Linked DNA regions of Homo sapiens: region 1 is linked to region 2. A link is a contact called in ENCODE Hi-C or POLR2A ChIA-PET data. All regions are on one chromosome and are shown on one strand. Each heading gives the region's core, a stretch centred on a gene start or an enhancer-like site at or near the end of the contact. The rest is flanking DNA. Distances are from core to core; before and after follow the strand shown.

Region 1 (2,719 bases), core at 214-2,713, 600 kb after region 2:
GCCAAAAATTATATACAAATAGCGGTCGATTAGACCTGGTTGGTGCAGCAGTTCTGGGTCTCATCAAACTCAGCAGAATAACACAGAGTAGAGATAGATGATAAGCCACAGGAAACAACAACAAAGGTTCTGAACGTATTTGTGGGTGTGGGAAGGGAATGGGTGAGCCCTCTCCCATCATGCAGCCCTATCCCACTTTATTTCCCAAAGCCTGTGCCTCCTCAGTACTGTGGACATCGTGTCTTGTGGCCAGTCGCAGCTCAGAGCCTCACTCTCTCTCCCAGGCTGGAGTGCAATAGCACGATCTCGGCTTACTGCAGCCTCCGCCTCCCAGGTTCAAGCGATTCTCGTGCCTCAGCCTCCTGAGCAGCTGGGACTACAGGAGCGAGCTACCACACCCAGTTAATCTTTGTATATTTAGTACAGATGGGATTTCACCATGTTGGCCAGGCTGGTCTTGAACGCCTGACCTCATGATCCACCGCCTTGGCCTCCCAAAGTGCTGGGATTACAGGCCTGAGCCACCGCGCCCGACCAGCTGTTCAATTCTTTATAGGAGGGGCTTAGGTTGGGCAAATCTGTTTAGAAGGGAAGGTCAGGGGGACTTTAATCCGGAATTGTAAGGCACTTTACTGAAGACTGGAACAAATGTGATTGTCCATCTCAAAAAAATGGGGTGGTGCTGATGAAGATGATGAGACCCTGAAAGTCAGTCACCATGCAGTCGGCTCCCTCACAGAGCATGCCACCCCAGCGTTTGCCTGCTCACATCCTGCTATGCTTTTCCCCATGCCGAGGACAGTACTGACCTCCCCACCTTTCTCCTGGCACAGCCAGTTTAGCTGCGGGACCCTCTCCTCTGCAGACAGGTCCCAGCAGGGCTCAGAGGCAGGAAGAAGCCGCTATGCCGCTTCTATGAACCAACACTAGAGGTCGCCCTTCTCCAGCATCGGACAAGAGTCCACCAAAGGGAGAGCTCCAGCTTCTGCTTAAAATGCCCTGATCACAGATGACAACTCCGGGGGGACCTCGCCCCACGTGGGAAGGCACTGCTCTAAGGCAGAGGAGGAGGCTGAGCCCACCCAGCCCCAACGGAGGCCCAAGGTTGCTGAGGGGAAGCAGAGCTGGGCTGGAGGCAGGGACAGGCCCATCTTCAGAGTCCTTTCTCCTGCCCAGCCATCCCCGTGGAGAGAACGCTGTGCTCCAGGGGAAGCCAAGTGCCTTGGGATCTGAGGAGCTGCCTGGCGCTGGGCTGGGAAAGACCGAATCGTTTCCAGGAGCGATGAACATCTGGGAGCGACAGAAGCCTGTGCAGCCTGCAGAGTGACTAATGTGTGTGTAAACTGTGAGGGGCTATGCATGCAGAGGCAAGCACATTCATTCGTAATTGGCCGCTCATTCTCTGCAAATAGAGACCCTGTCTAAAGAAGGCTCAGGTGCCCGGTAAGAGCCATCGTAGCCGGGGCTGCCTGGCTTGTCTGTTGTTCTCGCTCCCTTGGGTTCCTGGGCAAGCTTTCCTCACCAAGCCCCGGCTGTCTGTGTAAAAAGGAAGGGAGGGTACTTCCAAAAGGCAATTCTACACTATTTTTTTTTGTTTTTTTTTGAGACGGAGTCTCGCTCTGTCTCCCAGGCTGGAGTGCGGTGGTGCGATCTCGGCTCACTGCAAGCTCCACCTCCCGTGTTCACGTCATTCTCCTGCCTCAGCCTCCTGAGTAACTGGGATCACAGGCGCCCGCCACCAGGCCCGGCTAATTTTTTGTATTTTTAGTAGAGACGGGGTTTCACCGTGTTAGCTAGGATGGTCTGGATCTTCTGACCTAAGGTGATCTGCCCGCCTTGGCCTCCCAAAGTGCTGGGATTACAGGCGTGAGCCACCGCGCCCGGCCCAATTCAACATTCTTTACTTTTCTAGTCATAACCTATTTTCAGCTGGAAACCAGAAAGGCTGGTTCTATGTGCAGATGGCAATGCTGAGGTTTAGAGGTAAAACACCCACCTGAAGTGAATAGAGGCTGGACTGGAACCCAGGATGGCTCACCTGGAGGCGGCGCTCCCATACGGCACCCGGCAGCCTGTTTTGTACAGGAACAATACTTGCCTTCCTCCGCAAAAAACAAACAAACAAACAAAAAATGCAGGGGTTGAAAAGAAAACTGCCTGAGCTGAAAAGTTTTGTTGTTGTTGTTCTGAGACAGGGTTTCCCTGTCGCCCAGGCTGGAGTACAGTGGTGTGATCTTGGCTTACTGCAGCCTCCGCCTCCCGGGAGTAGCTGGGACCACAGGAGTGTGCCACAGCTAATTTTTGTATTTTTGTAGGATATGGTTTTGCCATGTTGCCCAGGCTGGTCTCGAACTCCTGAGCTCAAGCAATCTGCCAGCCTTGTCCTCCCAAAGTGCTGGGGTTACAGGTATGAGCCAGCGTGCCCCACCTGAAAAGTTTTAAATGAGGCAAGGGTGTCAAAACAAACAAAAAACAACAACCAGGAGAAGTGAGCATTGCCTCTGAGCCCCATGTGCGATCCCTCAGATGCCGAGGCAGGTTGCACTATCACCCACCATGAGCCCTCCGACCCTGGCCTGTGGAGTGGAGAAAAGACGCCAACTGCTCCCCTGCAGCACCCTGCGCTTTTCTTCCTCCAGGCCCGATGGTGGGTCTCAGCCAGCTGGTTACACACGAGCGCGCGACATGTCCAAAGCGAAGCACAGCCCTTTGTGTCGTC
Region 2 (2,773 bases), core at 14-2,513:
GTCCCTGACTGGCTCTTGGAGAATGGAATCTGCCCTTCTCGGTGGAGCAGGTAGGCCTTTGAGTGCCTAACAAAACGAAAGAAATCGGCAGCAGAAGTTTCTATCAGGGTCCAAGCCTCTGCATGTGCTGGCTTGTTTGGCTTTATTTTAGAAACCAACCAACATGTTTCATTAGCACTGACACAGCAGGGGTCCCCTGCTGCCACCTGACAATCCAGCGTCACTTACACTGCACCCACGCAGGCCACACCTTCAATGGCCACGGCACGCTAGCCCAGAGTTAGCCACACAGAAACACACTTCTCACCGCACAAAACTCCCTTTTGAAAAAACCAAGCAATCGTCAGGTCGGAGGAGAATCACTAGCCCCCCACAGCGAGAGGGGACAAAGCTTGGTGGCCGAGGCCCAGGTCCTTGTGGCCCCTCCCGGTGGGGTGAAGGTGCCCGGGACTCCTCGGGGTTGCATGGCTACAGCCGGGGCGCTGCCAGGGCCTCCTCTGCGGCTGAGAGATGGAAGGGATCCTTCCCGACGCCCGCAGGTGGGGGCGAGCCACCGGGAACCGGGCCTGTCACCAGCATCCCCGAGCCCCCGCAGACCGGAATGCAAATGGCTCCGCGCCCACGCGGCTCCCGGTCTGCTGACGAGGGCTGCCTGCTCCCATTTCTTCTCTTCCTCTTCATTTTTTTTAAGGGCTGCCAGTTCTGGAAACTTTTTCTGGCTTCTCAGACAACTGTGGCAAGATGGAGTAGAGAGAGGCCCCGGCCGGGCGCTTTCTGCTGCCTCGCGGAGGGGCGGGCACGGGGAGTGAGGGGTCCCCAGGCCCAGCGGGTGCGGGGCCGGGTGAGGAGACGGAGCTCACCCCCGTTCGGAACCCAGAAGCATGGCGGGTCCCCACGCGCAGCCCTTCAGGGGCCTCGGGAGCCCGCGGCCTGGGTCACCTCCGGCTCCCTTCAGGCGGGGGGCGGCTGCTGCCGCCAGGCTCGGGCGTGGGTGCGGGCGGTGGGCATCCCACGGGGGTAGGGGAGGCGAGAGCCTGAGGAGACTCGGGAGGGGGCCCGTGGACGCGGCTGGCCCGGGATGGAGCTGGCGCGGCCACAGTGGGGGACGAGGCAGGGCACGCGGCGTTCCCCGGGCTCGGCCTCCCTCCCAGCGCACGGGCGGTCGGAGGAACTGGAGCCCCCACCCCGGACACGGTCCCGCGGGCGAAGGCTTCTCCCCGTCGCCCCGGTCCGGCCTCCCTCCCGCCGCCGCCAGCAGAGGCCGCTGTCCCACGCGCCGGGTCCCGTTGGCGCCGGGGCCTCCTGGGACGGCCTGGCCGCGGCCTGCGGGTGTAGGCGCCTCGGCGGCCACCGCGTCCCCAGGGGGCCTCGCGGACGGGGGCGCGGGGCTGCGGGGAGGAGGCGGGCGGGCCCCTCGGGCGACACCGCGGGGCGGGCGGCGGGAAGCCCGGACTCAGCGGTTTCCTGGGCAACCGGCCTCCTCCGGCGCGGCCCGCGCGGCTCCAGGTGGCGGGAGGCGGCGGTTGGCGGGAAGGGCCGCGCGGGCCCGGGGGCGGCGCCTCAGGTAGCAGCGCCAGGTGGCGCCCGTGGGCGGCGGGGCTCCCGGGGAGGCGCCTGCTCCCGCCCACGCCGGGCCCGGCCTTCGCGAGCTTCCTTCTGGATTCCAGCGCGAAGCCGCCGCGGAAACTCCCCGGGCGGGCATCGGAGCTCTGGGGCGGGGCGGCCGGGCTCAGAGGGCGGGCGGGAGCAGGCGGGCGGCGAGGGCGGGCAGCAGCAGCGGGAGCAGGGGCGCCCCGGGCGCCGGGGCCGCTGGGGACGAACGCGGCGGGTCAGGCCCCGAAGCCCGGGCCGCGGTGGCCGCCTCAGGCGCCCGCTCTGGGGTGGGGGTGGGGGCATCTTTCGGGACCGAACTCGCCGCAGCCTCCCTCTTTGTGCTCCTTTCCCCTGCTGCCCTTCCAGATGCGCTCTTTCCAGAAAGGCAGCACACGCATGTCTCTGCCGTGGCCCCAGATCCTCCCCGCGCCGCCGTTTTGAGCGTTCACACTCATTACCCAGGTCCGTCTGGGAGACCCGCCGGGCTCCCGCCCTCCCGGCCCGCAGCCTCCTGGCCAAAATCCTCCCGGGACACCCCACCTGGACTGCTGCGAACGGGCCTCCACCCGCCTCCCCGGACCCGCAGCGCCCCCCGCTCCCTCAGGGTTCTGGGGTGAAGGGGTCTGAATAGCACCAGGGGAGGCGGCAGGGCGGGCCTGTCCTACCTGCGCCCGAGCACTGCTGAGACGACATCCCTTCCAGCGCCGCCACGTAGTCCAGCCCCAGCCAGCCGCGGTAGGTGGTTTTCTCTCCGACAGGCACCGCCCGGACGGTGGCATCCTTGAAAAGCAGGTCTTGGCCATGATAGTTGGAGGAGTCGAACATTTTGAACCCGTTCTTATTGTGGTCGTCTCCAAACAGGTCCTGGAAGCACCGCAGGCAGACGACCTGCTCCTCACTGGGCTCAGGCAGGGTCACCCGCCCAGTGCCGCTAGCTGCAAATTGCTTTACATACAGTGACCCAAAGAGCAAGTCATTTCAGGGCCCCACCACTCTGATTGGAAGTCATAAGCTTGACAACTGATTGGCCTCTGTCACCCAAGCGGGTGTGGGGACACTAGGCCCGCAGGTGCCACTGGAAGAGGCGTTCAGAAGCACTGCGGTGCTCCAGCTCCTGGATGCAGGTCTGAGGCCTGAGATGTCCAGGAAGAAAGACCCAGAAATGAGGGATGGTGTGGGT

Evidence for each region. Hi-C counts contacts between places; a loop is a spot of excess contacts on that map. ChIA-PET counts read pairs that join two places held with the same protein, here RNA polymerase II (POLR2A). Pooled maps may share reads with other maps.
Region 1: a pooled map shows a loop between it and region 2 (2.6-fold over the local background). The contact joins the enhancer-like site here to the promoter of MELTF-AS1 in region 2. A Hi-C loop is called at or near these places in 3 of 50 pooled maps. POLR2A ChIA-PET finds 5 or more read pairs at or near these places in 3 of 52 experiments (Caco-2, PC-9 and Panc1).

The regions. Positions count from the first base shown.
Region 1 is chr3:197,598,276-197,600,994 of GRCh38, forward strand. No RefSeq gene overlaps it. Among named protein-coding and RNA genes, the nearest start is that of BDH1, 44 kb to the left of the region's middle. Within about 2 kb of position 1,464, at least 5 of the 41 ENCODE cell types and tissues checked have a DNase peak (open chromatin) inside an H3K27ac peak, as active enhancers do.
Region 2 is chr3:197,001,643-197,004,415 of GRCh38, forward strand. MELTF-AS1 (MELTF antisense RNA 1) reads left to right here and starts at 1,264. Exons shown (of 4, transcript NR_038285.1): 1 at 1,264-1,331; 2 at 1,960-2,328; 3 at 2,455-2,717. MELTF (melanotransferrin) reads right to left here. Exons shown (of 16, transcript NM_005929.6): 15 at 2,259-2,457; 16 at 98-1,809. The coding sequence ends at 1,730. RefSeq lists silencers at 763-842, 993-1,782, 1,823-2,222.